Regions from separate parts of the Homo sapiens genome. Here region 2 is linked to region 1. Evidence: read pairs that join two places in POLR2A ChIA-PET (ENCODE). Cell type or tissue: PC-3. All regions are shown on one strand. Each heading gives the region's core, and the rest is flanking DNA. Links, peaks and the distances in the headings are about the cores only.

Region 1 (11,199 bases), core at 3,280-5,779:
ATTCAAAGAGGGAGCCCTATCCTTATGCTTTGACATACTTGGTGGTCAATAAATACCCATGGTTTTAGCTATAGCAGCCCAACTTCATTTCTAGGAAAACCACCCGAGGTGCAGAGTTCTCTGGCACTGGGTAAGTAGTACTGCTGCCTGCATTGAGAGAATGTCACCCTGCATTCATCAGTAAAATGTCACCCCAAAATGGCTTGACACTCATCCCTTCCATATCTCACCTAGAACCTCCACTCAGGGCCTCTGGTTGGGACAATGAGCTGAAGCCAGAGGCTGCCCTGATCAGCCTCCAAGACAGAGAGGTTTCTTAGTTCTTCTCCAGATCATCCTAAATACGCCTTACGGCCATCAGGTAGTTCGGAAACGTCTAGCTCTATAACGGGGTTCTGCTTATTTTCAGAACAGTGTGGTACCAGTAGGGAAGAGCACAGGATGGAGAGCCAGCTGTGTGGCCTTGGACAAACTACTTAACATCTCTGTGCCTTGTTTTCTCCTCAGGAATACTCATGCCTGCCTGGTGGCGGGTGTGAGGATTAAAGATGAAGAATGCAAAGCTCCTGAGGCTCTCAGAAAAGGAGTTAATTGTGTAGCTCCAGAACAGCTCTGGGTTGTCCCTATCATGGCTGTGTCTCCCGCACTTGTCAAAGAGCCTGGCATGTAGTAGATGGTCGGCAAACATTTGCCAAATAAATAAATAACAAGAGCAGTAGGTGGTGATGAAGGACAGTTCAAAGGTTCAGGGAGCCCCCAGCCCTGAAGGGCAGGCTCAGTGTCACTCACGACACCTCTGCGTCTATGGCTCCTAACGGGGCACCCCATTTGGTCTCCTTTGTTTCCTCTGGGTGATGGCCTTCCACATGTATGCACAGGAGTTGTGCTCTGTTCTGTAGCAGTAGATCATGAAGCCCCATGAAGTCCCTCAGGGTTTTTGTTGTTGTTGTTGTTGTTTGTTTGTTTGTTTGAGACAGGGTCTCACTCTGTTGCCCAGGCTGGAGTGCAGTGACACTATCTCAGCTCACTGCAACCTCCCCCTCCCGGGCTTAAGTGATTCTCTTGCCTCAGCCTTCTGAGTAGCTGGGACTACAGGCACCCGCCACCATGCTTGGCTAATTTTTGTATTTTTCTGTAGAGACAAGGTTTCATCATGTTGTTCAGGCTGGTCTCAAACTCCTGAGCTCAAGCACCCTCTACCCGCTCCTGCCTCGGCCTCCCAAAGTGCTGGGATTACAGGCGTGAGCCACCACACCCAGGCCATGTCCCTCAGTTTTTATGTCTATTTGTCCTATTTGTCCTTTGGATTTACCTGTCTTATAACGTAACCTGAAACCCATTCTATTCCCGTCGTCCATACCGGGGCATATTCCTTTGCTCTTTCAGAACATGGATAGAGATTTACATGCCTAAGATCAGAGGTTCTCAAACTCTAGTGTAAATCAGAATCACTGAAGGGCTTGTTAATATATGCATTGCTGGGCCCCTCTCCCAGTGTTTCTGAGACAATAGGTCTGGGTGGGTCCCCAAATGAGCATTTCTAACAAATTCCTGGGTGATGCTGATGTTGCTGGTTGGAGGAACACACTTTGAGAACTATTAGCCTCTTTCTGTTCATAAACTGTGACCTTTAAAACCTACACAGTCAATGTCTGTTTCACCTTCACACTAAGAACTTCTTGAGTTCAAGGGCCCATGGGGCCAGGTTCTCCCCATTAGGGAGTCCATTACACCAGGGGCAATGAACTCCCCAGGGACAGAAGCTATGTCTCTCCTGTCATCCCAGGAGCCCTTTGCAGGGTGCAGTCAGGCTAAGGGTGTGTCTCCCCACTGGCCCTCCTGGCTCCCCAACCCAGCCCAGCAGCACTCACTTGGAGCTGGCCCTAGAGTGGCCAAAGGACAGGTCCTTGTTGCAGGAGATGGGCGGGATATACACAGGGTCCTGCTTGGAGGCACAAGAGGGCGGGCGCACAGGGCACTTCTTTATGGCCTTCTGACCACTGCAGGTGCTGTAAAAGCTGTAGCGGTTCTGGGTGGTCTTCTGGCCCTTGCTGCCCAGCGTGCCCTTGCGCAGGGTGCCCCGTGGGTCACAGTAGAGGTCGGGCTCACTGCGGCTCGCCTTGATTTTCTGCATGAAGCAGATGTCGCTGCCTGCGCCGGTGGTGTTACAGCTGCCCCGGGGGTAGTGCCGGCTCCAGTTCTCCATCTGGCTGTAGGAGCTGAAGCGCCTGTTGTCAGGCTCCCGCTTGAGGGTTCCATTGTAGATCTGGCCAGGGAAAGGGAGAAAAGCTCAGTCAAGGTTCCTAAATGGGGGTCCTGGATCCAGCAGGGCATGAGATACAGCCCTCCCCAGCCCCCATAATAACGCTTACAGAATCCCAGAATGTTTGGCGTGGAAGGAACCTGAGCCATCATCTGATATATTACTTTTCTAACTGCAGGCTGTGACCCATTGTGGATTATAAAATCAATTTAGAAGACTATGGCCATCATTTTTAAAAAGATGGAATAGAATAATATATCCTGGAATATAAAATATCAGAGTGCAGTGCAGGTAGTAAAGTCACACATTGTTTTGTGAAACAGTGTATGGGTACTGGGTTGCAACATACGTGACATACCTAAAGGAGCTACCAGGTGTCATAAGAGGGAGGATGAACCCAGGAAGCCAAGACAGCCCAGGAAAGGTGTATGCACCAGTATCAGAGCCCCATGCTAGTCTCACCCCACAGACACAGAACGGGTCTAAATATGTCTCAGAAAAGTGGAGGAGGATGGTCTGCCCAGATGGGGCACTTCGAGTGAAGCCAGGCTTTATGACGAATGGTGCAGTGTTTCTTTACGTGGGTGCTGTCGGCACCTGAGGCAGAACAATCCTTCGCATTTATTACTGTGAATTGCTGTCAAAAAAGTTTGACAACCTCTGATCTGGTCCCACATGGTACAGTCCAGGAGGGGGAGTTGGAGGCCCAGAGAAGAGTGACCTTCTAGTAGTCACTCGGTGAGGAAAGGACAAAACCTGGACTTGAGTCTGGGTCTCCAAGCCCTATGCCATTCCCAGACACCAGCAGCTTCTCACACAGCCAGCCTTCTTGGGCCCCTTATACTCAGCACACAGAAACTTCTATTCTGGCCAGGACTGTTTTCTACTGTTCTTTTCTGCTAAACTCTTCATCTTGCCTCCCCTCTTCCAGGGCAAGAAGCAAAGGGTAACAGGTCACCTCAAAGGCCAAAGAGGGACAATATTCCTGCTCCCTGGGCCCTTTTACAAGGGACTGTGAGCTAGGGGCCTGCGTGCACACATGGAGGCAGGCCTGGGGCTGCAAGGTGGGGTACAGGGAGGGCCTCCTGGGCTTTGTTGTCAGGCTGGCAATGGGGAGAAGCTGGGCAGAGGCTCAATCCGGCACAAAAACATACAACAGACAATGAGGTGCCTCATGAGCTCTGTGTGAGCCCAAGTGGGGAGTCGGCCTCCTTGGGAGGGGCCTGTGAGGTTGGAGACTTGGTGCGAATCAGTTCTGGAACAGAACTGTCCGAGGAGGACTTTCCCAGGAGCTCACAAGCTGGTGGGTCTGGCCTGCTCCAACTTGTTCTCATAGTAGAGGATCAACATCGAGTATGATAAAAAAACATCTCCACACAGGTGCTGACTTGGGACTCACCTTTGCTGGGATGGGCCAGGGCCAAACCCAGCAACCTAGGGCCTGCCCGCCCACCCCTGCCCCTCCCTGAGAGAGAGAGAGTATGTGTGTGTAGGGGAGGTCGTTAGGCAACTGGGTAATTCCCTTCTGCACCAGATCTAGCCACACAAGCTGGGGAGGGGCTGGCACTCGACTTGGTCCTTTTTCATCTCTGCAGGGAGTCACAGACAGCAGGAAACTCCCATGGTTTGAGCTCCCAGAAAGACTGGGTGTCAAACCACCAGTCAGAAGTTGCATCCAAAACTCAGAAGCCACAGACTGTTAACCTTGGCAATAGCCTGCTCATCCCCTTCACCCACACGCCCAGCTGTGCACTCAGGCAGGCATAATTTTCTTCCCCAAACTGGGTCAACCAACCTACTCCAAAGAGAATTGGTGTCTGGTTGTTGGGAGAGGCATAGATGGACAATCACAAGGCATGGGGAGAGCAGCTGGGCAATTTTCTGAGCATCTGGGTATGGAATGCGTGTCCTGCAGATTACAGGCAAAATATGCCATGAAAGCCTTTACAAATGGCCACACCCTCCATTCTCCTCTCAGGGGAAGGAAGGTGGCAGATGACAACATGGAGGGGGAAGCCCAGCATTGCCAAAGGGCAAAGAGCCAGCTAAGCCTTAAATGGAAATGCAACAAGGAGCACCCTTGTTCTCCATAAACGACACGCCTGGACGTCATCTCAGACACCTAATGAGAAGCCCAAACACTCATCCTGGCCCAAAACCAGCAAACATGTGATCATGCTGATTGAGCCTCTCAGAGGCTTTGGGCTTTGCTTTCCTGTGCTGGGAAAAGGAGCAGCTGGCAGCCTTGCCAAGTCTCAGCAAGGGTGGGCTGCCCACAGGGAATGGGCATTGGCTGCACCTGCAGGGGAGCGGGCAAGGTGGGGAAGGCAGAGACATCCCCGTGGGACTGCATTTCCCAGCCTACCACCATCAGCCACACCCTAGTGGCGTCACCCATTCCTGGGAACCCCACCCCAGCTCCTAGTGTCATGGTGCTGGTGGGCTGTGCTGCCTGAGGACAGCTGGGTATGACTCTCTCCCATCATCATGGCCCTTTGCTGTCACTTTGACAAGCAGGAGTAAAGCCTCCTCTCAGACCCCGTCCTCCCCAAGTACCATGAGGGGGCCTGGATTCCCTCCAAGGCACAAGGAGGTGAACTGCCACCAGCTCTCCCTGCACAAATTGGCCTGGGACCTGGATGAAGCCTGCAGCCTTGAAGGCTGAAACGGCAGCAACTGCCTGGGAATCCAGGTGCTTCCTCCAGCTCACTGGGCTGAGATCTACAAACTGGAGGAAGACCCAAGGTCAAGAACACAGACTCTGGAGCCAGCCTGCCTGGCCTTGTCGTTGCCCAATGGGTGGCCTTGGGCAATTACTTAAGCCCAACGTGCCTCAGTTTTTCCATCTGTAAAACTAGTATAATTGTAGCCAACATAGAGGATTGTTGGGAGAATCCAGTGAACTAATGTTAGTAAAGCACTCAGGACAGTCCACGATATGAGTGTTTGCTCGGTAGGGACATCATATCCCTCTGACTCTTAGATTGGGCACAGGCTGGCTGCCTTAGGACTTGGCTCCTAAAGGAGAGATTTTATGTCACCTGTGACATACCTAAATGGGATACCAGGTGTCATAAGAGAGAGGATGAACCCAGGAAGCCAAGACAGCCCAGGAAAGTGTATGCACCAGTATCAGAGCCCCGTGCTAGTCTCACCCCACAGACATAGAATGGGTCTAAATATGTCTCAGAAAAGTGGAGGAGCATGGTCTGCCCAGATGGGGCACTTCGAGTGAAGCCAGGCTTTATGATGAATGGTGCAGTGTTTCTTTACTTGGGTGCTGTCGGCACCTGAGGCAGGACAATTCTTTGTATAGGCTGTCCCAAGCATGGCAGGATGTTTAGTGCCCCAGCCTCCAGGTTCTAAATGCTAGTAATGCCTCACAGTCATTGCAAAATGTCCCCACACGTTTCCAAACACTGTCTTCCAGGTCCCGAGAGAGCAGCTGCAGCCAGAAGAGGATGCACGGGCAGTGCACGTGCGCCCGCTGCAGGTGGGAGAGCTTCACCGCCAATGCCGGCTCTCCCAGCCACACCCCCACACTCAGATAGCAATCTGCTGGCAGCGTCTGGCTGTTTGAATACAAAGGACAGTGACACACACACAACCTCTTGTCTGGTTATCCCATGGATCAGAACATTCCAGAGGCTGGAAACTCAATTTCCTGAGAGCAGAGTTGGTCACTCTGCCAGACAGCAGGCTAGACTGGACAGCCAGACAGAAATCCAGAGCATTCTGAGAGACATGTTTCTTCACTTGGGAGACCAGTGGGGCTTTTGAGGGGTCCCACAGCCCGAGGTGAGCCAGGAAAAGCTGCTTTTAGCTAGGAGCCCCCCAGCCAGTCCCCGCTTTGCCGCCTGCTTGTGTAATTCCCCTTCTCCCCTTCCTTCTTGGAGAAGTGGGGTGTTTTAACCCCACACTGAAAGCTCCCCTCTATTCCTGTCCCTCATTAAGTCAGGAAGCTCTCAGAGGCCAACCCCTCCTTTATAGGCAAGGAGACAGTCTCAGTGAAGCAATACAAGCCCCAGATCCAGGGCCTCAAAGAACTGAATATGACCAGTTGCCCCTTGAGAGAGCCATTCAGTGTGGAGTGGCCCCCAAAGCTGGAAAAGCTCCAGCTTGCCCAAATCATCGGATAGGGCAGTAACTAACCATTCAAAAAGAGATGGCATCCTCCTGTCCTTCCATTAGAGAGTCCTTACTGACTCCCCTCTTTTACACCCCTACTGCCCAGGCTCTGACTCCGGGTCCCATCAGCTTACCACCAGGCCACTCCAGTGCCCCCCACTGGCCCCTGCCCAGCCCCCAGGGCTCTGGTCCCTGCCTTGCGATGCCATCACTCCACCTTCCTTAGGGAAAGCTTTCATCAGCTCTTGCCGTGCTGGAGAACCTACAGTGTCTGCTCCTTACAAGACAAACTCCCCAGCCCAGCCCCACCCTGCCTGTCCAGCCATCTCTTCCCCTCCCCAGCACACCCCTCTAAGCTGCCCCATGACCTCAGCCACATCCCAGGCTCCCTGCTTCTGTTCAGATGCTCCTCCACCCTGGACAGCTTTTCCTCACCTGCAGCCTCCCAAATCCTACATTTATCTAAGGCCTCTTCTCCACCTGTCATCTCCAAAAGGCCTGTTCTAACCCAGCCCTGTCTCCATAATGACCAGAGTTGGAATTATTTGCCCTTAAAGCCAGGGGCCTCTGGTCTTGTTTGTTTTCTAGTTGCTAATGTAGGTTTCTGTCATTTCCCTGAGCTCTCCAGGGCAAAGATGCCTAAAACAGGGCTGAGCTCACAGCAAGAGCTCAGTGAAAGGTGGACTGTGACTGTGAGAATTTGTGCTAGGGGTGGAGATTCAGGATGCTGACAGCACTGCAGTTCCCATGGCCTCCAGGGCACAGAAGAGAGAGAAGGCACCATGAGTAAAGTGGGCTGGCGGTAGGTAGGGCCGTTCTAGGCAGGGTGAGGCAGCCTGTGCCGGTGCACGGCATGGGGTCCAGCTGTGATGTCCAGAATGCTTCCCTTTACCGCTTGACCTGAGCAAAGCAGCTGGGTGGTTGAGCCCAGAGAATTCTATCCAACTCTAGCTGGACAGACAGAAGCTGCTGGACTCCTTGGGAGCTGGGTATGATGAAAAGAGTGTCTGTGTCCCCAGCTATTAGCCCATTTTGAAACCAAGCTTCTGCCAGCAGGGTGGGGCCGGCCAAACCGGTTCTCCAGCGAGACACACCCTGGTCTGCTTGCCAAGTCACACACCCAGCAGTGTCCAACAGGGCCATCTTCAGCAGCGTGATCTCCCAAGGCCCTTTTCATGAAAGGGAGTGCACGCACAGTTTCATGGAGTCCTCGTGCCTCTCAGGCCTGGTGAGGGCTTGCTGGAGAAAGAACCTTGATTAGAAGTCTTTCAAAGACAGGTTCCATTTGCGACTTGCCTAGTACCTGCCACTCCCCACTCAGTGCCCAGATGAGGGGCTCTCATGTAGTAGGCATGTAGTGACCCTTGTTCATCTTGCTGGGATTTCAGTCAGGACTGGGATATTGGGCAGAGCTGACCCATCACAAGGGGCACCTCGCAAGTGGCTTAGCGGCTCTGCTCTACCCTCTCTAGGGGTTTGGAGAGCACAGGTGCTCCCCGAGCAAGGCTGCCGAGAATGGGGCACACAGGGCTCCAGGCGGTCGAGAATCTTCCCAAAGGGGTAGGGGTGCCTGCTTATTCAGCAGTCTGAGTCAGCATGGGAACCACTGAGGCCTGAGTCACAACAGATGGGACTTCAGCAGGGGAAGTGTCGATCCCTGCCTCCTGACCTCTCTGGGCACGGCTCCTTCTCTGAGAAGCAGGGGGTTCCACCCTGGGCTGGCCCTCCTTTCTTTTCCTGGAACACTGCTTTGGGCAGAGCAGCCCCATTGCTCAGAAGCCTTGACGCCTGGACACAGAGCAATCCCATTTGGCCTTGGAGGAAGTGTGGTGGGTGTGCCTCACTGTGGGTCCTCAAAGGCAGAGGGAGCTGCACCCACAATGCCATCACCAGCACCCCGAGACCAGCAGTGCCCACCCAGGTGAGAACTCCAGAAGGTACTTGCTAAGTGCTACTGAACTGAAGTCGCTAAGTGTCCACTGAGAGAAGGCACAGCAGAAGCCATAAACACCTTGATGCCCAGTGCAGGTACATGTTGCCACCTGAATTTTTTAAATGTTAAAAAAATGTAGTCCAGGTGCGGTGGCTCATGCCTGTAATCCCAGCACTTTGGGAGGCCGAGGCGGGCGGATCACGAGGTCAGGAGATCGAGACCACGATGAAACCCCATCTCTACTAAAAATACAAAAAAAACAAAAAGTAGCCAGGCACGGTGGTGGGCGCCTATAGTCCCAGCTACTCGGGAGGCTGAGGCAGGAGAATGGCATGAACCCAGAAGGTGGAGCTTGCAGTGAGCTGAGATTGCGCCACTGCACTCCAGCCTGGGTGAGAGAGCGAGACTCCGTCTCAAAAAAAAAAAAAGTAAAAGTTTTGGTGCCCATCCTCAGAGTAGAGACTTCCCCAGAGATCTGGTTAATAATGGTCAGTATCCCTTATAAGCTTTGAAAAGCAGAAACTGTGAGCATACTTCAATCATGCCAGTATTAACAAATGTCTATGGATAACTGAGGACAACTTTTCTAAGTAGAAAATATCCTATAAAACTTTGTAGCTTGCGGGTCTTTTGGGAAGATGCTTCTTTCTCCAGTGAGGCCACAATTCTGGGATAAAGAAGGCATCTTAGCCTCTTGGGCTCCAGGCTCTAAGCCTGCCTGCAAAGGTCAGGTCCATGGCAGTTCCTAAGCCTGGTGTGGGGACAACACGCACTTGTGCAGCCCAGCGCCTAGCCGACACCTGGTGCTCCATCAACACGCAACTATGCCAGCTCCTGCATCAGCTCTGTCTCCACTTCCTGCTCCTTGCCTATTTACTGCACTGTGGAAAAAACAGGTTTTCCGAAATGTTTCTGTTTTACCTTTCCCCCTCTACACCTGAGAAATAGGTTTTTCTCAGCTCTGAACACTGCTAGGATGGGTTTGGAAACAAGAACCTAAGGTTTCATACACAGACCTGTCTGTTTCCTTTTGGAAGGGAAATCCCTGGCAGGCGTTTGCCACTTCAGACGCAGCTCTCACAGCCCGAGTGGTGGAGGACCACTGGCCCTCAGCCATCTCCCTTCCATGGCCCCAGAGAAGTGGAAGGCATGGTCATTCTGCCCTCCAGGAGCTCCATGTTCTGAGGTCATAGCTCCTGGCTTTCAAACCCAGAGGCTGGTTCAATTGTCCCAGTGATGGTTCATCATGAAGAGGGAAAGCTGAGGGGGCCGTTCTGATATGAAATAACTCCTGGAGTCCTGGATGACGAGCCAGCACCTCAGAAGAGCACCCTTGAGGGTCAGGAAGATCCCACTGGGCCAGATGCCCCCCACCCTATACTGGGAAGTTGGAGGGAGAGGCTGGCTGGCCCCAGAGCCACCCCATGCACTGGAACAGGAGGTGCTTCCCAGCCCTGGGAAGAGGAGGGCCAAAGGCTGGGAGGTGGCAGCATCCTGAAGGGCAGGTGCTTACCTGGCCCAGAAAAGAGGTCCCTGGAGACCCAACAGTGGAAAGAAACCACTCCTGCTGGTTACAGTTTTTGTTTGTTTGCTTGTTTAAGACAGATCTGTAGCCCAGGCTGGAGTGGAGTGCTGCCATCATGGCTCACTGCAGCCTTGACCTCCTGGGCTGAAACAATCCTTCCACCTCAGCCTCTCAAGCAGATGGGACCACAGGTGCACACCACCATGCCCAGCTGATTTTTAACTGTTTTATGAGACAGGGTCCCCCTATGTTGCCCAGGCTGGTCTCAAACTTCTGGCCTCAAGTTATCCTCTTGCCTCAGCCTCCCAGAGTGCTGGGATTACAGGTGTGAGCCACTGTGCCTGGCCTGTTAGTCAAGAATTTTACATGAAGGGAGAGACACTTGACTGGGACCTTCAGTGCTTGGGTAAGAGATCTCACCTTTGGAAGAGAAGCATGCGTGCATGCATGCTCACACACACGGACACACACTTCTATATGCACTCCCCACCTGCCCACGTGGGACACACATCCCATGCCCAAAGTGGACTCAGGTAGGGAAGGTCTTTGGAAGTTGCTTGAGCATATCCTGAACACCATCACTGGTGTGGCACTTCCCAGTGTGCAGAGGGCTTCCCCGTTCATCACCTTGTGATTATCTCCCAGCTGGCCAATGAGGTGGCAGGGCAGAGAGCAGCAGCTTTGTTCTGTTTGTGAGCATATTAAGCTCAGAGAACTTTAGGCTGGTCCAAGGCCACGCAGCTAAGATGGGGCAGACCCTAAGCCAGGACTCAGGTCTTTGGTGTCTCTTACAGTGATTTTCTTCCAGCCACTCTGCTACCAGAGTCTGGTGACACAAACAAAGCCTACAGGGCAAAGAGTCTCTATAGCTAGGGGGCCCTCTACAGAAACTCTAGCATCTCTGGCCAGTTGCTGGCCCCGACTCCTGGAAGACCCCATCCCCAGTGGTTCTAGACACAGGAGGTGCCAGCCCTTCTTCTTTGAGCCAACTGTGGGAGGTTCTTGAAGACATTTAAGAAGTGTGTAGTTGCTTAGCTATGTGTCACAATTCTAATGCCCAAAGACCTGGGCTGGAAGACCATCTGTCCCAAGGGATGCCAGGCCTGTGGGCAAGGAGACCTTGTGGTCATGATAACTGTTCTGTCCTGGCCAGGACCATGAGAATGAAGGTGCAGTGAGTGATGGGAATGTGACTGTTTGGTTCCTCTCCAGCCACCCTTAGTGGTACTCTAAACGCACCACTGAGCACACACAACTGGGGCTGAGAAAACAGGGACTAGTGTTAAAGCTGGTACCTGAAGCTGAGCCCTGGATCTTCTGGAATTAGTTCAGTCTTGCTGAGCTTCTGGC
Region 2 (9,748 bases), core at 1,389-3,888, 75 kb before region 1:
AGGAGAGATGGGGTTTCACCATGTTGGGCAGGCTGATCTTGAACTCCTGACCTCAGGTGATCCACCAGCCTCAACTTCCCAGTGCTGGGATTACAGGTGTGAGCCGCTGCACCGGCCTATAATTTACTTCTGAGGAGAAGAACCTTGGGGCTAGTTTTGCCATCTAGATTTTGGGATTATGAGGTGGGGGAAGAGCCTGGGGTTTACTGAATGCCACCTACATGCCAGGACTGTCCTGGGCACCCTCATGAGTCTCATTTTGCTTCCTAACAAGCCCAGTTTGTAGATGTGAAAACTGAGGCTCCGACAGTAAGTTAACTTGCCTGAAAGCACATGGAGAGCAGGGTGATGAGGAAGGAAAATAATCTCCTTTTGCTGGAGGCCAGGTGCTGTGGGTTATGGACAATCCTCTCATGTTACTTTTGTTTCTTTGGGTCCCCCAAGAAGGGAGAACAGGGCTGTGATGACCCTCTCCTCTCCTGTCCTCCCCTCCCCCAGCCTTGCCCGGCAGCAGACTCTGGAGGATGTCCAGAGCTGGGCTGCACCAGTACCTGTGGCTGTCACCTAGTCTTGGCTGCACCCACAAGACTGACAGGAGTGTGGAATGGTGCATCGGAAGACTTAGGTTCTGCTCCCAGCTCCCCCACGAATCAGCTGTGTGACCTTGACAAAATCCCTGGACATCTCTAGTCTTGATCTAAGATCTAAGGGGCAGAGACTGTGCTTATTCCTTTTGATCCCCAATGCCCCAAGCAGGCTCTGGCACATATTAAAGCAGTTATTCAGAGTCTGTTGACTACGTCTGAACATGGAGTCGTTGGACTTCATAGGAATTTATAAGCTTTTTAAAAAGCATAGTGTGCTTTGCTCAGATGATACCTTGGAAGTGCAATATATCGAGTGGATAAAGGTGGTGGTGAGCCGGGGAGGCCAGGGCCTGACATCCTCACCTCCTCCTTGGTGGCCCTGGCAGCATCTCCATTGGGTTAGGTATACTTAGGGTATCTTCCACCTCTATCCTCTGATTCTGTCTCCCATCTTCTGATTCAGACTACCGAGCGTGGAAGAAGCAGAGGTGCCCAAGCCACTGCCCCCAGCCTCCAAAGATGAGGACGAGGACATCCAGAGCATCCTCAGAACACGGCAGGAGCGGAGGCAGAGGCGGCAGGTGGTGGAGGCTGCACAGGCCCCCATCCAGGAGAGGCTGGAGGCAGAGGAGGGGAGGAACAGCTTGAGCCCTGTGCAGGCCACACAGAAACCCCTAGTCTCCAAGAAGGAACTGGAAATCCCACCTCGCCGGAGACTGAGTCGGGAACAGCGGGGCCCCTGGGCCCTGGAGGAGGAGAGCTTGGTGGGCAGGGAGCCAGAAGAGAGGAAGAAAGGGGTTCCAGAAAAGTCCCCAGTCTTGGAGAAGTCCTCCATGCCAAAGAAGACGGCACCTGAAAAGAGCCTGGTCTCCGATAAAACCTCCATCTCTGAGAAGGTGCTGGCCTCAGAGAAGACATCTCTATCAGAGAAGATAGCAGTGTCAGAGAAAAGAAACAGCTCAGAGAAGAAGTCTGTTCTAGAAAAAACCAGTGTCTCTGAGAAGTCGCTGGCCCCAGGGATGGCACTGGGCTCAGGAAGGAGGCTGGTGTCTGAGAAAGCTTCCATCTTTGAGAAGGCACTGGCCTCAGAGAAGAGCCCAACTGCAGATGCTAAGCCGGCCCCAAAGAGGGCCACAGCCTCAGAGCAGCCCCTGGCGCAGGAGCCGCCAGCCTCTGGGGGAAGCCCAGCCACCACCAAGGAGCAGAGAGGAAGGGCCCTCCCTGGGAAGAACCTGCCCTCTTTGGCAAAGCAGGGGGCTTCAGACCCTCCGACTGTGGCCTCCCGCCTCCCACCCGTCACACTCCAGGTTGGCAGTGTCCCGTCCCTCCCACCCTTCTACTCTGCCACCTGGCTGGCACTGCCGGCCAGTCCCACCCAGGTAGTCCCTGGTTCCCTGGCTGCCTCCATCCTCCTACCTGCAGGCTGGCCTTGGAAGTCTCTTCTTTCCCTGCCTGCTTCTAGCCATGGTCAGAGCAGGGAGGCTGAGATGGGGCAGGCTGCTGGAGCTTAAAGGGGCACCAGCTGTGGGGCAGGGAGCATCTGGTGCCCCCCACCATATCCTCATCCAGGGCCTGGGCTCCAGGACCCCGGCAGACTAGTGGGGAGCCTCAGATCCTTCTAGAAGCTCCCCTGGAAAGCTCTGCCTGGTGCCCTGGCCCCAAGGGACTTTGTCTGTGAGCCACTCCCACAGCAGATGAAGGAGGCAGGAGAGAAGGCACAGGGCTGTCTCATTCTCCCCTCTTCCTGCAGCTCCTGGGGTGAGCCATGGGGTTTATGGCTGCCCCGGCTTGATGGGCCCTAGACCTCTTATGTGACACTCCCCCTGCTCCATCCAGGTGAAAATCCCCAGCAAGGAGGAAGAGGCAGATATGTCCTCACCCACACAGCGAACCTACAGCAGCTCCCTCAAACGCTCCAGCCCCAGGACCATCTCCTTTCGGGTGAGAGCCCTGGGCACCCTGGTCTGCGAGCCACTGGAGGGCAAGTGGAGGAAGCCCGCATCCATTACAACATAGGAGCCGTAGGTTAGGTAGGAAGGTCCCCTGGATAGAGAGGAGCTTTGGATTCCCATGGGTGGCCCTGAACAAACAAGGTTGTATTCAGCAGAGGAGAACAGGTTAGTAACCTGGGGGGTAGGTGCCAGTAAGCATGAGCAGCCCCACCTAGTGGGCAAGGCCAGGGCTGCATGAAGACCGGACAGGCAGGGCTGGCCCTGGGCTGCAGGGAGGTCCACACCTGCCTTCATCAGTTCCTGGCCTCACCTAGGAGACTTGTCTAGGAGGGGAGGGGAGGAACAGAGAGCAGCAAGGCTCTCCTACTGCTCCCTGCCCTGCCACTCTCCCAATAGTACAAACTATGTGGATTGGGGAAATCTCGTCTTGCTTTGTCCTGGTGTTTATTCTTGGTTCTTCTGTTCACTGGGTCATTCACTCAATCATTGGGTATCATGCCTCTAATGTGTGCCAGGCCCTGGAGAGGTGGCCCAATAGCGACTGGTGCCCCCACAGAGCTCATGGGCAGTGGGAGGCAGATAGGAAACAGGTGGTTACAGGTGCCCTGCGAAGGAAGTCTGAAGAAAGTCTTCTGACCCATATTAGTGGGTGGGAACCTGTGTCTTCCAGATACAAACAAGGATCTTTAACGAAGGCTTGTCCACATATTTCTTTGGTGGGGTTGACCCCTGGTAGAAGGGGTGGGAGGTCTGAAGAGGAGGAGGACATGTCTTGAGAGCTGGGCTCCTCACTCGAGGGGGCCACCGATTTCCCGGGGACTCCCACACAACAATGCCTTTCCTTCTCATTTCAGATGAAACCCAAGAAAGAAAACTCGGAAACAACCCTAACTCGCAGGTGGGGGGCCTGGAGGCTCTGGTTCTTTCTATTTGGCCATGTTCAGGCTATTTTCTGAGTACCTGCACCCGCCCTCCTTGTGCCAGGCTGTGCGGTAGGGCACATGAGGGGAAGGTGCAGTCCTTGCCCAGGGCTCCAGATCTGGCAGGGGGATGGGATTAACAGGATGAACTCAGGCGGGATAAGATGGAACAAGGATGGGGAAGGATCAGGGAGAGCTGCTCAGAGGAGGCAGGGCTTGGGTGGGGCCCCAAAGGGGGATGAGGGTTTAGCCTTGAGGTTAGGACAGGGAAAGGGGGCTTTCTGGGAGGGAGACCACGAACAGTGTAAGGGAGGGGAAGCCCCTGCTCCAGCAGGCCTGGTTGGGGGGCTGTGGGTCTGCAGGTTTAACAAGGATTCCTGGGCTCGCTGGTGTTGATGCAAGAAGCCTGAGGACTATGCTTTGAAAAAAAAGCAAAACTGAAATAGGATCTGAGAAGCAGATGTGCTTATGTATTAGGAATGTCATCCACTCATGCTGTATTCATCTGCCCCATGAACATTTACTGGAGCCTACTACACTAGGCTAGGCCTGGGGGCTGGGGTGGGGGTGGAGGAGGAGGAGTACAAAGACAAATGACACAGCTGCTGTCCTCAAGCAACTCACACCCACCCAGCAAACCTATAGCAGCTCTCTCAAACATGAGAACATTACATACTGGCCAACCAGGGAGGGACAGGGACACAGGAATATGAACCCAGGGCTAGGAGCTCAGGAGTAGCTGCACCTGCTCAGCCTGTGAGAGCTGGGGAAGGTGTCATGGAGCAATTGATTTTCCATGAACTAGCAGGAAGTTTGCTCATGTAAAACTGGAGGAATAGCATTTTAAATAGAGGGAACAGCATGTGAAAAAGGCAGAGTGAAGAGCATGGTGTCCAGCTGGCTGGCACACAGGCATACTGTGGGGGAGGGAAGGGGAGGGCCCAGATCACTAGAGCCTTGTATGCTGTGCCAAGGCCTATGGGGTCTGAGCTGGAAGGACAGGATCAGATTTGAGGTAGGAGCAGCCATGTGGAGAGCTCACGGTGGCAGGCTGGGAGAGCAGGTAAGTGGCGATTGCTGTGATGGGGAAGACGGAAAGGAAGGACCTGCTTTGGGAGGTGTTTTGCAGTGGAAATGACAAGGTATGGGGGAGAAGGGATGTCCTATTGAATGGGACGTTTCTTGGAAGTGGAGGGAAATCCCTGGCGTCTGTAAGTTCCTCATGTTGGCCAAGTCAACACAGCCTGCTGTGTGATGGAGGGCCACATTCTCTTGGCCACAATGAGAACGTGTGATGGGGCTGCTCCTCAGGCCCTGGGGGCAGGCCTGGTCTCCCTGGGTGTCTCACTTGGCTCGCCTGTTCCATCTTCCATCCTGCAGTGCCAGCATGAAGCTCCCAGACAACACAGTGAAGTTGGGAGAGAAGCTGGAGAGATACCACACGGCCATACGGGTGGGTGGGGGCTTCTCCTGAGGGGCGGAGGGTGCAGGATGAGTAGTGGGCATGGCCCTTTCCCCTCCCCAGCATGGGTCAGCTGTTGGTGTTCTTGGTTCCCAGAGATCAGAATCTGTCAAGTCTCGGGGTCTGCCTTGCACTGAGTTATTCGTGGCTCCTGTGGGTGTAGCCAGCAAGCGCCACCTCTTTGAGAAGGAACTGGCGGGCCAGAGCCGAGCAGAACCAGCCTCCAGCCGGAAGGTGAGGGGCTCAGGCCCCACAGGGTCCTTAGGGTGATTAGCCCTGACGTCTCCAAAACCCAAATCTTGGCTGTGGCAATGCTAGAAAACTGTTTTCATGTGTCAATTAATGTTGGCAGAACCTCCATTTGAGTTCCCATTCACGTTCCTGAGCCCATCTCCTTAGCTGGGCACACAGCTCCCTGGGGGAAGGGGAGGGGGCTGTCCCAGGTATATGTGGCATGTGCTGGATGCATAGGGGAGTGAGGGAGAGTCCTATCCCATTCCAGGGCCTCTGAACATGCCTCGCTGCTGCCAAGGGCCCTAAACCCTGAGATGGAAAGTTCTCTTTTTAGGAGAACTTGAGGCTCTCAGGGGTTGTGACATCAAGGCTCAACCTGTGGATCAGCAGGACCCAGGAATCTGGAGATCAGGACCCCCAGGTATCCTCACCCTCCCTGATGTCTCTTACTGTGGAGCCTTTGTGGTGGGATGACTGGGGACAGAGGAGGGACAGTCGGGAGAGGAGGAGTCATTTCGGGAGAGGAGGAGTCATTTCGGGAGAGGAGGAGTCATTTCAGGAGTGGAGGCAGTCGGGAATAGATGGGTGTGTGGGTCAGACTCTGGCAGAGAGGAGGGGTGGGTCTGGGTTCCTTTTCTCTTTTGGGAAGAGAAAGGACATCCTGGGCTGGGAGCTGGGCCTGGGGTATCCCGAGCCCTTTGGAGCCTGGTCTTAGTCTCTGGTCTCCACCCTGATACCCTCAATCAGGAGGCACAGAAAGCATCATCTGCAACCGAGAGGACTCAGTGGGGACAGAAATCTGACTCCTCGCTGGACGCTGAGGTGAATGGTGGGGAGGAGCCTGGCCCTACGGCGGAGGGCCACGGTGTACTGTGGGAGACCCCATCGTCCCCGTGTGCACACACTAATTGGCCTGCAATCGCGCAGTCCACCCAGAACGCCCCCATCCCTGCTCATGCAGATTGGTCTGAGCCAACCGTGAGAACAAGGTTGAGCCCTCACCTGGTTGTGCTGCCTGCAGCTCTGCAGAGCCCCTCCCTCTTCAGCTGGCAGATTACAGGGCTCTGACTCCTTGTGGGTGTGGGGCTTGGGCAAAGGGATGCCTTCCTATCCAGTGGCCCCCTTCCCCTTCCATCCCTGACACCCCATTGACTTGTGCTAACAGCTCTTTGCCCCACAGGTGTGACAAGCCCCGCCAAGACAGACCTGCAAGTCTTCGTCTCAAGGGACCTCCCTCATGCCAGGCCCCTGCCTCTCACAGCAGCACCCTTTCCTCTCATTGTCCCTGTTCCCTTTTTGCCTGTGGATCTGTTTGGCCAGGGTCCCTGGGGTCAGGAATATTTGCAAGACTCAGCCAGCTCCTTCCCAGCCCAGCCTCTTGGGGCTGGGACTTTCTCACCCTGCGGCAGGCACAACAGATGCTGGGACCCAGTCTCTGCCCAGGTCACAGCACAAGTGCACATCAGCACTATGGGGCCTATGTCCTGCCCAGAGACCTCTGCTCCTTCCTGCTCACATCCACAGTCAGGGCACGGCGCCCCTCAAGAACTCCAGAGTCACCTGTCTCATCGGCTCCCAGCAAGTGCCTCTTTGTCTATGATGTCCCCCTTCTCTGAGGCCTGGACCCACCCATCTTTGTCCCTGGGGCCTGCTCCCAGCCACTGAGGCCCGCTCTGGCCAGGGGAGAAGGAGCTGCCGTGCGTCTTCCCTGTGCCCCGTCTCCCTGCTTGGTTCTCCCCTCCCTTCCCTGGCCGGCTGCCATGGCCAGGAGCTAAGTGCCTTTTTGTGTGCAACCACTTACCCTTTCTCTGAAAAACCTGTTCTCAGGAAGGATCTGATAAACTCATTTACTCTCAGGTGTAAGAGACTGATGAGACCTTAGAAGCGAATTCCTCTCTGGAGGCCTTGCTTTCTAGCAGAGGTCACCTGAAGTGTGTGAGGAGGATCATCATTTTCCTCATCCCCCCTCTTCTCACATTAAGGTGGTGGCTTGCCACTCAGCAGTCCTAGCTTGGTGACTGGGAACTGCCACATACAGGGCCAGGCCTACCCTCCTTCCCCACAAGCCCCCTCCAACCCCCACCCCCATGCTCTGGACCTCATGGCTCCTATGAGCTTGGAGCATGGTGAACCATCAGAGAATCTAGAACCAACCAAGCTAGGAACATCAGCCTGGTGCCCTGTTAACCCCTTAAAGCTGTGGTTTACAACTTTTCAAAAATTTAAATCATTAGAACTCTCCATCTTGATTGACTGCCCTAGTTTTACCCAGAATCAGCTGGGGATGTGGCCAGGTGCAGAGCCCCCTGCCCATTCCCCCTTTGCATGCCTGGGGAAGCTCCAGGTCTTTTTGGAACACGACCCTTAACACGGCTCCTAAGGGGGTATCACCAGTCCAGTTCCCCAAGTGTGTGGGGGATGAGCCCTAGCCCTACTCTGTGACTCTGGGTGAGGGCTCCTCAGATCTGTGCCCCAGGGGACAGGCCCTCAAAGTGCCATCCGTGCTCAGGTCCCAGTGCCCCAGGCTGACCCACCTCTGGTCAGTGAGTCTCCTGTGCCTGAGTGAGGGATATCGGGACCTGGGGTCCCTGCCCCGAGCACCTCCCACCCACTGCTAGTGCTGGGGCTTTGTGAGTGTTCCAACTTCATAGCCGAGAGTTGGAGGACAAGGCTGGGGCAGGGCCGAGGAACGGATTGAGTCCTGCCTAAGCCTCGGGACATCTAAACAGCTCTGGCTCTGCCCAGACCTCAGGTGTGACCCTGAGCCATTTTCCTTCTCTGAACTTCAAGCAGATGACCTCAGAGAACTTTCATATGTTCATGCCATGATAGGTGAACTTTTCCAGTAAACAAAACTGTCCCCACACAGAGGAGAGGCTCCTGGAGGCCTTCACCTGGCAGGGCCTGACCGTGGAGTAAGAGCCTAGGAAGACACTGAGGGGCCTGTTCCTGCAGCTGCAGCCTCAGCAGGGCCCTTCATGCCTGCACCCCCCTCCCCTGGGGTGCCCAGTGAGGGCTGACTGCTAGGGGAAATGTCGGGGTGCTACAGCACAGCCCCCTCCCCTGTGAATCCAGCACGTGAGGGCCCTGCCCTCGTTCCTACTGGGGACGCAGCCAGTAAACAAGGAGACCAGGGTGTGCCCAAGATGACCTCAGCTGGGGATAGATGAGTGGTAGCGACTGGGTGTCCAGGCGGGTGGGGAGGCCTCTGGATGGGTGACATTGGGCACCTTCTGGAGACAGAACAGGGCTCCCACACACCACTCCGGGCTGCACCCTCCTGCTGTCTTGCCACAGGGGCCCTGTGCCCCACAAGTGGCCCGTCCTATTGTGGATCCTCAAATTTACATGCACTGTTTCAGCATAAGCCTCCCATTCCACTCTGGCTTTGTTTTCTCTTTACATCCCTTTGAAAGGACAGGGATATAAAAAAAAAATGGGCTAAGAGTAACCCTACTATGCCCAGGAGTGGCTGCTGCATGGGGGCTGGATTTCCTTATCTGAGAGGCTGTCTCACAGCGCTCTGAACGAAGCTCCTGCCTTAGAACAATTCGAAGCCATACACGTGTGGCCTGTGACACCAAGGATCTACTGGGCTTTTCCCATGGGGCTCAGTAGTGACCTAGGTGCCCAGATCCCTCTTCTAGGCATCCATGCAAATAAACCGTGGTCTGTTTGAAAGGTTATTGGGCTTACAAGGAACAGTAACCCACCCTCAAGTTAAAAAAGGGTTTGGGAAAAGTAATTCCGAATTCTACGTTACTCCAGGCCAGGACCCAAGGCAAGGCTGGGCCCTGCTTCGTGGGCTAGAATGGGAGAGAGAGATGATGGGGCTCCCCCCACTTTCTTGACAGCCTGACTCCTTCCTCACTATCCCTCGGGAATCTGTCCCCTCCATCTGCCTGTCTCTCTACAAAGTGCCCCTGCTTCCCTGTGGTGGTCCTCAGTCCCACAATGCTGGCCAGCGGGCGGTTGGCTTCAGCTTGCCCTGCCACAGATGTGCTGGCAGTGTGGAGGCCCACGTGGCAGGGCAATCAAGGCCACTGGACTCAGAGGCCACAGGGAACTATGGAGGGGATGGAGTCAGCTGAGTGATGGGACAAGAGTCTGACAGCAGCATGGGTGTGGAGCAAATGGCAGTCCCCTGCGCAGAGGACCCTTTCAAGGACATTAGTGGTGGAGGCAGCATAGTAGCTCCCAAGGCAGAGGGATTGAGAGAAGAGTTTGAGGACTGGGAAGGCGGGACACATGATTGGGTGATGGGAGAAGGGGGCAGAGAATAGCGAGATTGCTTTCTTTGCCCACGGAGAAACAGAGGAGTGTGGATCATGAATGGGCAAGATCTTTAAGTGCCAGGGGGGGTCATGGAGGAGGGGAGGGCCTGCTCCAGAGGAGGACCATTCCTGCTTCAGAGCCAAGCAGGACCTAGGCTGTGAAGATTCGGAGAAAGAGATGGAGGGGAGAGTCAGCTCAGCTGCTTACTGGCTTGCTTTCCTCCTGTCTCTTTCATTTTCATAATCTACCAAACCCTGCAATGGGCCAGCCTTGAACATACAAGTGCATGTGCATGGTCAGACACAGGCAAGCAAGCAA

The links. ChIA-PET counts read pairs that join two places held together with the same protein. Peaks named below come from ENCODE experiments on the same cell type or tissue, not always from the same donor. Only the 100,000 strongest peaks of a DNase experiment are listed, where the experiment ranks them.
Region 2: POLR2A ChIA-PET joins it to region 1 with 10 read pairs; 6 of 35 experiments call an interaction of 5 or more read pairs at or near these places.

What each region holds. Positions count from the first base shown.
Region 1 is chr1:201,304,233-201,315,431 of GRCh38, reverse strand. PKP1 (plakophilin 1) reads right to left here. Exons shown (of 14, transcript NM_001005337.3): 3 at 1,872-2,266. Among named protein-coding and RNA genes, the nearest start is that of PKP1, 26 kb to the right of the region's middle. In PC-3, for the core only: a CTCF peak has its summit at 5,747; a DNase peak (open chromatin) is centred at 4,321; H3K4me3 peaks cover 322 bases; H3K27ac peaks cover 2,500 bases.
Region 2 is chr1:201,378,481-201,388,228 of GRCh38, reverse strand. It overlaps LAD1 (ladinin 1), which reads left to right. Exons shown (of 10, transcript NM_005558.4): 3 at 1,051-1,894; 4 at 2,424-2,528; 5 at 3,394-3,437; 6 at 4,840-4,912; 7 at 5,018-5,155; 8 at 5,490-5,576; 9 at 5,903-5,977; 10 at 6,336-7,396. The coding sequence ends at 6,341. Among named protein-coding and RNA genes, the nearest start is that of TNNT2, 5.7 kb to the right of the region's middle. RefSeq lists an enhancer at 7,943-8,706. In PC-3, for the core only: a CTCF peak has its summit at 2,744 (motif pointing left); a DNase peak (open chromatin) is centred at 2,728; H3K4me3 peaks cover 574 bases; H3K27ac peaks cover 913 bases.